Linked DNA regions of Homo sapiens: region 2 is linked to region 1. The links are chromatin loops, found by intact Hi-C in ENCODE. Cell type or tissue: CD4-positive, alpha-beta T cell. All regions are shown on one strand. Each heading gives the region's core, and the rest is flanking DNA. Links, peaks and the distances in the headings are about the cores only.

Region 1 (5,374 bases), core at 294-5,293:
TTAGCCAAAGATTTTTAGAAATATGAATTGGATTATATCCACACCCATTTAAGACAATTCAATGCTCTTAGTACCAAGTCCAAACTCCTTAAAAGGCCTTTTTTTTTTTTGAGATGGAGTTTTGCTCTTGCCCAGGGTGGAGTGCAATGGCGAGATCTTAGCTCACTGTAACTTCCAACTCCCGGTTCAAGTGATTCTCCTGCCTCAGCCTCTGGAGTAGCTGGGATTACGGGTGCCCGCCACCACATCTGGCTATTTTTTTGTACTTTTAATAGAGACAGGGTTTCCCCATGGTGCTCAGGCTGGTCTCGAACTCCTAATATCAGGTGATCCACCCGGCTTGGGCTCCCAAATTGCTGGGATTATAGGTGTGAACCACTGTGCCCGACCTACAAGGACTTTTAAGGGCCTTCACAATCTGGCTGTGACCTCTGGCTTCATGTCTCCATACTCCCCACTTTGGCCATATTACTGGGGTTCCTCAGAGGCACTATATTGTTTTTTTGCATTTGCCATGGCATTTGTCTATAATCCCCTTTAGCCTCCACTCCACATGCTCTTTTTTTTTTTTTTTTTAAGACTGAGTCTCTCTGTCACGCAGGCTAGAGTGCAGTGGCACAATTTCAGCTCACTGCAACCTCTGCCTCCTGGGTTCAAGCAATCCTCTTGCCTCAGCCTCCTGAGTAGCTGGGACTACAGGCATGCAGCATCATGCCTGGCTAATTTTTGTATTTTTAATGGAGATGGGGTCTCACCATGTGCCCAGGCTGGTCTCGAATTTCTGACCTCAGGTGATCCACCTGCCTTGGCCTCCCAAAGTGCTGAGATTACAGGCGTGAGCCACTGTGCCTGGCCACACACTCTTGTGTAGCCAATGCCATCACCTTCCAAGGAAGGACGAGTGTCATTTTCCCAAGAAGACTTTTTTGACTGCCAAAGACTGTACTACTAGCACTTTGGGAGGCCAAGGCAGGCGGATCACGAGGTCAAGAGATTGAGACCATCCTGGCCAACATGGTGAAACCCCGTCTCTACTAAAAATACAAAAATTAGCTAGGCGTGGTGGCGTGCACCTGTAGTCCCAACTACTCGGGAGGCCGAGGCAGGAGAATCGCTTGAACCTGGGAGGCAGAGGTTGCAGTGAGCCAAGATCGTGCCAGTGCACTCCAGCCTGGCGACAGAGCGAGACTCCATCTCAAAAAAAAAAAAAAAGACTGTACTAACATCTTTCAAATCTTCTATTACACTTCGGGGACAATCTCTTGGCATGAATCCCCTTGCCACCACCCTAACTGTAATCTCCAAATTCTGCCTTTAAATATTATCAATATTGTATTTCCATTGATTTGTATATGCGTCCGATGCGTAGTAAGCACTATGATATCTGTAACCACACAACTTTAAAATATAATTCCTCACTATATCGGGGTGTTAAACAGTCTTTACTTTTGTATGGCCTTTGATGGTTTCATACAGAGTTTGTACAATTATTTCTCTTTTTATCCTTAACATCCCTGTGATAAGGATATTCATACCCATTTTATAGATAAGGAAAGTGCGGCTTTTTTTGATTTCTGAAAAGTAAATCAGTAGATCAACTTGCTCAGCTAGTAAGTATTAGAACTAGAACTTGAAAAGAGTTCTTGGACTCTAGATGTGACTCTTTCTAGGTCCCTGAGGGTTAAATCAAGGTGTTATTATTCCCATAATCAAGATTTAGATGGAAACTACAAATGGTTTTGCAACTGATTCATCACAGGAACACTCTGTTACCAAGAAGTACTACAAAGGTGCAAAAGCATAAATTTCTGCCCCTTTTTCCAAAGCAGTAACATACCCAGGGACATCAAGCCCCTGGCCCAACTGTGCTTCTCTTTCACTGGCTGTTCAAATCAAGCTTCCAAGGGAAAGCTATTTGCTAACTTAAAGTGTGGTAGTAACCGTTGGACCCAAGTCTGGTAAATTTTGTTTGACCTGCCTTGGCCTCCCAAAGCCCTGGGATTATACTTATTTGTCAATGAAGTCATGTACTTGGGTAGTACACATGCACTGCAAATATTTATGTTGTCTAACTGAACCAGGGTCCCTTCACCTGGCACAGTAAGGCCAAATACCCACACCAAGGTTTGTGGTGGGAGAAAGGAGTGTTTATCTGTAGGGCACCAAGCAAGGAGAATTGGGCAGCTCATGCTTAAGATCCAACCTTCTTGATGGCTTGCAAGTAAGGGTTTTTAAAGGTAGGTGGGGGCAGGTGTGGTGGCTCACACCTATAATCTCAACACTTTGGGAGGCTGAGGTGTGAGGATCACCTGAGCCCAGGAGGTCAAGGCTGCAGTGAGCAGTATCCTTGCCATTTCATTCCAGTCTGGGTAACAGATCGAGAACCTGTCTCAAAAAAAAAAAAAAAAAAAGTTCAGCCATAATTTATAAGGTTATAACTCATGAAAGGGATTTCCTTTGCCCTTGGCTCTACATTTTGTCCTTGTTGTGCTCTGCTCTGCTCTGTATCACAGGGCTCACTCCTCTAGGCTGCTTCCCAGGCTCCCATGTCAGCTGGCTTCAGTGAAATTCAGTCAACAGAAGGCATCAGTGAGAGATTATGGGGCAAGAGGAAGGGCAAGGTGTTTCTCCCTTTCCATGTCTGCCTCAGAAGTCTTTCTGGCAAAGGCTTTATCCCCAAACAGTCCCATGATGGTTCTGGCTTTGTTCAGTGACGCCAGCCCTTGGATGTCAGAAACATCTCTTCCATCCTTCCCTTTCTCCTGTAGCTGAGGGTGGTGGTGGTATTCTTCTGTTGCTAAGGCCTGGGTTGCTTTACTCCTTTGCTTGGTTTCTCAGCTCTTCCATCCAATTCCTACTATTTGATTCCTCCTTTTTTAATTTATTTTTAATTTTTTAATTTTTTTTTTTGAGATGGAGTCTCACTCTGTCACCCAGGCTGGAGTGCAGTGGTGCAACCTCTGCTCACTGCAACCTCTGCCTCCTGGGTTCAAGCGATTCTCCTGCCTCAGCCTCCCAAGTAGCTGGGATTACAGGCGTGTGCCACCATGCACAGCTAATTTTTTTTTTTTTTGTATTTTTAGTGGAGATGGGGTTTCACCATGTTGGCCAGGCTGGTCTCAAACTTCTGACCTCAAATGATCCATCCACCTCGAACTCCCAAAGTGCTGGGATTACAGGCAAGCGCCACAGGGCCCAGTCTCCTTTACTTCTTCTTCTTGGCTTTTTATTTATTTTTATTTTTATTTTTTTATTTTTGACACAGAGTCTCACACTGTTGCCTGCCCAGGCTGGAGTGCAGTGGCGTGAACTTGGCTCATTGCAACCTTGGCCTGCCAGGCTCAACCGATTCTCCTGCCTCAGTATCCTGAGTAGCTGGGATTACAGGTGCACGCCACTACCGCCCAGCTAATTTTTGTATTTTTAGTAGAGGCGGTATTTCCCCATGTTGGCCAGGCTTGTCTTGAACTCCTGATCTCAAATGAGCCACCCTCCTTGGCCTCCCAAAGTGCTGGTGTTACAGGCGTGAGCCACCACACCTGGCCCCTTTACTTCTTTAATCATGGTTTCCTTTAGTTTGTTCCAACATATCTATAACAAGTATTATACTTTGAAGGATTTGTTTGTTAAATCTGAAGTCTGCTTGCTCTCACATGCAGTATCTGTTGCCTGTATTTTTTTGTTTGTTGTTTGTTTTCTAGAGTGAATCACACTTTCTTGTTTCTTTGTATGTTCTATAATTGTTTTTGTCAGTAACATTTTAGTAATACTGAGATGTTAAGCCAGCTGGGCTTCCGGGTTGAGTGGGGACTTGGAGAACTTTTCTGTCTAGCTAAAGGATTGTAAATGCACCAATCAGCACTCTGGGTCTAGCTAAAGGTTTGTAAATGCACCAATCAGCACTCTGTCAAAGCGGACCAATCAGCACTCTGTAAAATGGACCAATCAGCTCTCTGTAAAGTGGACCAATCAGCAGGATGTGGGTGGGGCCAAATAAGGGAATAAAAGCAGGCCACCTGCACAGGGGCTGCAACCCCCTGGGGTCACTGTGGATGGTTTGTTTTTCTGCTTTTCCTAATAAATCTTGCTGCTGTTTGCTCTTAGGGTCCGCACTACCTTTATGAGCTGTAGCACTCAGCATGAAGGTCTGCAGCTTTACTGTTGAAGCTAGCGAGACCACAAACCCAGTGGGAGAAACCAACCATTCTGGACCTGCCACCTTTGAGAGCTGTAACAGGGTGAAGGTCTGCAGTTTCACTCCTTAAGTCAGTGAGACCATGAACTCACCTGGAGGAAGGAACGACTCCCGACGTGCCACCTTTAAAGAGCTGTAATACTCACAGCGAAGGTCTGCAGCTTCACTCCTGAAGTTAGCGAGACCACGAACCCACCAGAAGGAGGAAACTCCCGACACATCCGAACATCTGAAGGAACAAGCTCTGAACACACTGTCTTTAAGAACTGTAACACTCACCGAGAGGGTCCGCAGCTTCATTTTTGAAGTCAGCGAGACCAAGAACCCACCGGCAGGAACCATTTCCGGACACAATACATTGTAGTAACTCTGTATACTGTCCCCTTCCTCTGTTTATTTGGTGGCTGGCTAGATTATTTTAGTATAGTCTGTTCTCCCTGCTTCCCCTCACTATGTCAAGCTCCTCACTGTGTCCAGCTCCTCAGGGGAAAAGACTGCTGCTCCTGAAGGGAAAAAGCTGAGTGTCCACTGTCACGCCAGGTTGACAGCGGTTTTAGCTAATTTCTTAGTTCCATTCTCTTATTTTGGGAGTTCAGATATGTTCTCTTACTAAAACATAAGACAATACTTTTAAAAACTGAAAAAATATGAAATAACTATTGGCTTTAATATTGACATTCTGTATTCAATATTTTTACACCAAATTCTCTACTGACATTTGTAGATGCACACCTTTTTTTTTAGGACGGATTCTCGCTCTGTCGCCCAGGCTGGAGTGCAGTGGCACAATCTTGGCTCACTGCAACCTCCGCTTCCCGGGTTCAAGCGATTCTCCTGCCTCAGCCTCCCGAGTAGCTGGGCTTATGGGCGCCTGCCACCATGCCCAAATAATTTTTGTATTTTTTTGGTAGAGACGGGGCGTCACTATGTTGTTGGCCAGGCTGGTCTCAAAACTCCTGACCACGTGATCTGCCCGCCTCAGCCTTCCAAAGTGCTGAGATTACAAGCGTCAGCCACTGCCCCTGGCCACCTTAAAAAAAAAAGAATTATTTTTGGCTGTATGTGGTGATTCATGCCTGTAATCCCAGCACTTTGGAAGGCCGAGGCAGGTGGATCACTGGAGGTCAGGAGTTGGAGACCAGCCTGGCCAACATGGTGAAACCCCATCTCTACTTAAAA
Region 2 (5,374 bases), core at 308-5,307, 310 kb after region 1:
CCTCAGCCGCAGCTGTAGCCCTTGCATGTGTCCCTGACGTAGAGGCGCAATACAGTGTCCCCCAAAACAGGCCCAGCTGATTCCCTAACCCCCCATTCCAAACAGGGAGGGATATTTAAATGAGCTCCTCTGTCCTAGCTGCAAGTTCTTAAAAAGGCGGTTACAGCCCTTTGGGAACTAATGTTACCCTTGGCTTTACCTTATTTGTTCCTATTTTTAGAGAAGATATGTAAGTCCCGGTAGGTATTTGGTTTTCAGTTATGTCTAAACTCTAAGAAACCATGCTCTGAACCATGCATAGGAAACCATGCAAAGCTGGGTCCTGCCTGAACACAGGGGAGAGGCAGGGGTGAGGTGAAACCAGAGCAGAAACCAACTGGGGAGGAAGGGGGATGCCTCTCAGGAGTGGGCCCTCTGTGGTCTAACATCTTTCCCTCAGTAACTTGGAGACAGAGGAAGGGGTAGGGGAAAGGGAGGAAGCAATCTCTTTCTTCTCAGAGAAAAAAAAGCTACATAGAATTTTCCCACTGCAGGCCCTGGCCTTGTGGCAGAGGTTGTATGTTCCTGTCGCCACCTCCACCTGTGCTCACACTGTCTTCAGGTCAGGGCACTTAACCTTTAAGACAAGGGCTTCATCACAGTCAGACCCAGGGTCAGGCTGCCGAAACTGTCCCCTAAGAAGCCCTGGTCTCACTAAATGACTCATTAGGAATGTCGGTTGTGTTCTTTTGTTTACTTTTTGGTCTAGAAACACATCTGTGCATTAACACAAAAGCTCTTACTGGTATTATTTCCCCATATCACCTCTTAGAATATAGAGTCACGCAAATTTAATACTTGCCAAGCCATTTAGTCTTGTCTTGCCACTAATACTTCATAATTTAACTTTTCCCCTATTGATGGGCATTTCAATGTTGCTAATTTTTCAAGGATTACAAATGCTACTGCAACGAACATCTTTGAGGATGGGTTTCAGGGCTCTCATGCATGTCTAGTTCTTTATACAAGGAAAGAATGAATGAGAATGAATGAAAGAGAATTCAGGGAAAGCTCAGCCTGGCCAGAACTGCCCTGACGTCCTGGGCCTTGTGCACGAGCCCATGTGGACGAGGGGGCCAGAGAGGAGATGGGGAAAGAAAGACTCTCTGAGTCTACGACCTGTGAACATGCAATGATCCCATCTCTCAGTAAGTATGGCCCATTTTTTCTGAACTCTAAAGAAACAAGAAACTGCTATTTCCCTTGGAAAGAAATGGGGAAGGGGAAGAGGGTTGGTAGAGACGTGAGTAGAAGGCAGGGGCATTCTCCCTCTGTGCGCCCCCCACACTGGGGGCTCTGCCAGTTTATTACAAGCCTCTCTCAGGCACTATCTCACAATGCCTAACTTTGTGACTTCCCTAGTCTTGTTTAACACTCCCAAAAGTAAACATGTCCGGGGAATGCCTGGGTTGGAGGAAATGTAGTGAAAATAAGTGGAGAGATGAAAGAAAAGAGAAGAGCAAAGAAACCAGGATCGTCATAAAGGTTAAAAAAAGAAATCTGGGCTACAGAAATGAAGGAGGGATATGTGAAGCTTCAGAGGGTTCTAGAATGTTACTGAGTTTCATAGAAACATGAGGTCTTGTTGCTATAGAGAAATAGGCCCTGGATCAGAGACTATTCAAGTTGAAAAATCTTATAGCTCCTCCAACTGAAATGCCAGTTCCCTGGGCCACAGTGAAAGAGAGCTACAAGGACAATATAGTAATTTAAAAATTCCGCTGGGTGCAGTGGCTCACACCTGTAATCCCAACACTCTGGGAGGCCGAGGCGAGTAGATCACCTGAGATGTCAGGAGTTCGAGACCAGCCTGGCCAACATGGTGAAATCCCATCTCTACTAAAAATACAAAAATTAGGCAAATGTGGCGATGGGCCCTGTAATCCCAGCTACTCAGGAGGCTGAGGCTTGAGAATCACTTGAACCTGGGAGAGGGAGGTTGCAGTGAGCCGAGATCACGCCACTGCACTCCAGCCTGGGTGACAGAGTGAGACTCCATCTCAAAAACAAAAACAAACAAAGAACAACCAAAAACACACACACAAAAACAGAAGGTTTCCAACTTCTTTTTTTGGAGGAAGGGAGGAGAGAGAAGTCTACTCTTTTCTGAAAGTCAATCCCTCCTTGGTATAAAAATGTTCTCTTTCTCTCTTTTTTTTTTTCTCAAATACCGGCTTATTTTTACCCAGCTATGCATAGTACTTGTGGACATATTAAGATAAATCTCAGATCTCAAGATAATGGAAAGAAGCCCTGAGATAATATACAGTTAGTAAATTTGGCTGTGGTGACATGACCCAAGACGGTGGCTTAGGAAAGAGAGTTTACTCCTATCTAAGGCTTAGGCAGCCAGAGCTGGTCTGGCAGCCTCGGGGTGACAGGGACACAGGCTCCATCCACAATACTTGGCCATCTCCAGGGTCTCACCATTCTCCACATGGCCCAGGAGGTGTCCCACTACCACAGCAGAATCCCAGCTGCTAGGAAGGGGAGGAGGGGGAGAAGAAAAAAAAGCAGCCCCACTTTAGGGCCATGGTGCTTCACACATCACTGCTGCGAACATCCCCTCAGCTGGAACTCAGTCCCAGGGCCCACCCAGTGGCAGAGGGGCCAAGGCTCAACTGAAACTTCTATTACTACAGAAGAAAATGGATAGTGGGGGATAATGAGCAGCTCCTGTCCCTAGTGTTACATCTATTCAGACAGCTAAGAAGGCAAGATTTTCAGGCATCTGATATCCTCAAGAGTCCTCAAGAGTTTAAAGACATAGCTACCTAGGTTCACCATCTGGCATACCCAAACCGCTGAAAATTTAAGTGAACATTTGGGAAGGATGGCTCCCCTGGAGCTTCACCTGCCTCTCTTCTTAGCATTTATTTAAATATCCCTCTGCTTAGTATAATCAGCCTTGTACACATCTTTTCCATCAGAGTCCATTTCTTTTCTGTCTTTTTTTTTCTTTTGAGACAGAATCTTACTCTGTCACCCAGGCTGACTGCAGTAGCGTGATTTTGGCTCACTGCAACCTCTGCCTCTCAGGTTCAAGCGATTCTCGTGCCTCAGCCTCCTGAGTAGCTGGGACTACAGGCGCATGCTACCACGCCTGGCTAATTTTTTGTATTTTTAGTAGAGATGGGGTTTCACTGGGTTAGCCAAGATGGTCTCGATCTCCTGACTTCATGATCCACCCGCCTCAGCCTCCCAAAGTGCTGGGATTACAGGCGTGAGCCACCGCACCCGGCCTAATTTTTATTTTTAGTAGAGACAGGTCTTGCTATGTTGCCCAGGCTGGTCTTGAACTCCTGGGCTCAAGTGATCCTCCTGCCTTGAACTCCTAAAGTGCTGGGATTACAAGGCATGAGCCACTGCACCTGGCCCAGAGTCCATTTCTTAAGGGTGGTAGGGATGTCCGCTTCACCTGCGGCTTGCCTTTCTGGCTCTCTAGTCCCTATTACCACACATTGGTGGAAGAGACACTCATGCTTGACAGAAGAGATTGGGTCTGGGCAAAGGCTGAGGAAAAGGTACAGGCTGATGCTGGCTAAGAATCCCCTTTTCCCTCCCCACCTTGTCTACAACCAGCTAGTAAAGGAGCTCAGTGCTACTCAAAGTGCAGGAGTGGTATCAGCACTATCTGGAAATCTGTCAGAAAAGCATGTTCCCAGGCCCTACCCCAGACACACTGAATCAGGTCTGTTGGGAATCTCCATGTAGGTTTCATCTAAAAAGCTGTATTTTGAATCCACAACCAAAAAAGAAAGAAGGAAGATATGATAAGCAACTAGAAGAAGGGCTGCAGGATACAGGAGATGGGCCAATGCAGCGCTCACAGCTATGTGGCTTTGGGGAAATAACCTCTTCAGCTGCTTCGTCTGTGGCAGAGCTGCTGGCTGTCTCCTGCTATGTTTCTCTCTTATTATATGGTAACGGAGTTTCCAGCTGAGCACATGGCCACCTAAAGATTCCACCTTCCAGCCTCCTTTGGAAGGAGATGTGGTCAGGTGACCACGTTTAGGCTAACAGAATGTGAGCAGATGTAACATATACAATGTCAACACTGTGCCTTAAAGGGAAGAAGTACCCTCCACTGCCCACTTTTTACCTTCTCTCCCCCTGACTAGGAATCTAGATGTGATGGCAGGTGCTGAAGCTGCCACCTTGGACCACAGGCCAACTGTTAAAGATGGCAGAGTCACAAGAAAGGAGGAACCTGGGGCACAGGTGATCTTATAGAACAGGTGACTTACTTCTGGACTATCACAGGAGAGAGAAATAAGTTTTAAACCAATGTTGTTTTGGACCTCTCTTATAGGGATTAAACCTACCATCAAACTGATTGTACTCAATTTACAAAATGGGAAAAACTATACAAGTCTCACCCATCTCAAAGGAGACCATATTGTTAAAGAGTTGTGTAAACTATAAAGTATACACAGTAACTTACTTTTCTTATTCCTGTTTAATGATTGTATCAGCTAGAGGCCAGAGGCAGTCATTTAGAAATTGACTGTGCCCGTCAGGCTAAGGCATTTGGATTGACTGGTTAAGAGGAGACAGGAAGACTCAGTGGATCCTGGTTATAACATGATCCCACCAGGTGACAGCAGGGACTTAGGCCTGTAGGTTCAGGCAGGCTGGCTGGAGACAGAGCAACAGGAAGGTCCCATTTTCTGACTCTCAGCCCCTGCCAATAAGTCATGTGCTCAGTTCTGGCACCATCATTAGAAGAAGGGTCTTTTGGAAGATTTACAATAACAAATGGGACTCTTTAGAACTGCTATGCTGAAAAGACTGCCAAGACCCAACATCTGGGCTGGCACTTCCTGCTCAGGATGGCACAGTGGAAATGGCTACTTCCAAGGGCAAGAGAAACTGGAATATCTGTGTATACTGGGAGCCAAACAGACTCCAAGGTTCACAACTGTGGTTGGTATTAGAAGACCTGCCTCCCATTCCTGGCTCTCAAGCATCCTCTCAGTGCCCCAGTTTCTTCATCTGCAAAATGGAAATAATGCATTCTATCTTTGCAGAGTTACTGTAAGGATTAAATGAAATGATGTAAAATATAAAGGACCCAGTGTGACATCTAGCACATAGTATGTACTTAAGAAATAGTAACTGCCGGCCAGGTGCGGTGGCTCTCGCCTGTAATCCCAGCACTTTGGGAGACGAAGACGGGCAGATTACCTGAGGTCAGGAGTTCAAGACCAGCCTGGCTAACACGGTGAAACCCCGTCTCTACTAAAAAAATACAAAAATTAGCTGGGCGTGGTGGTGAGCGCCTGTAATCCCAGATACTCAGGAGGCTGAAGCAGGAGAATTGTTTGAACCCGGG

Evidence for each region. Peaks named below come from ENCODE experiments on the same cell type or tissue, not always from the same donor. Only the 100,000 strongest peaks of a DNase experiment are listed, where the experiment ranks them.
Region 2: a loop joins it to region 1, with 2.7 times the contacts of the local background. A loop is called at or near these places in 28 of 110 quality-filtered maps.

Annotation. Positions count from the first base shown.
Region 1 is chr3:32,672,524-32,677,897 of GRCh38, reverse strand. No RefSeq gene overlaps it. Among named protein-coding and RNA genes, the nearest start is that of CNOT10, 10 kb to the left of the region's middle. In CD4-positive, alpha-beta T cell, for the core only: no CTCF peak of the experiment used is centred there; no DNase peak of the experiment used is centred there; H3K27me3 peaks cover 378 bases.
Region 2 is chr3:32,362,131-32,367,504 of GRCh38, reverse strand. The region is part of intron 2 of CMTM8 (CKLF like MARVEL transmembrane domain containing 8); the gene reads right to left. Among named protein-coding and RNA genes, the nearest start is that of CMTM7, 27 kb to the left of the region's middle. In CD4-positive, alpha-beta T cell, for the core only: no CTCF peak of the experiment used is centred there; no DNase peak of the experiment used is centred there.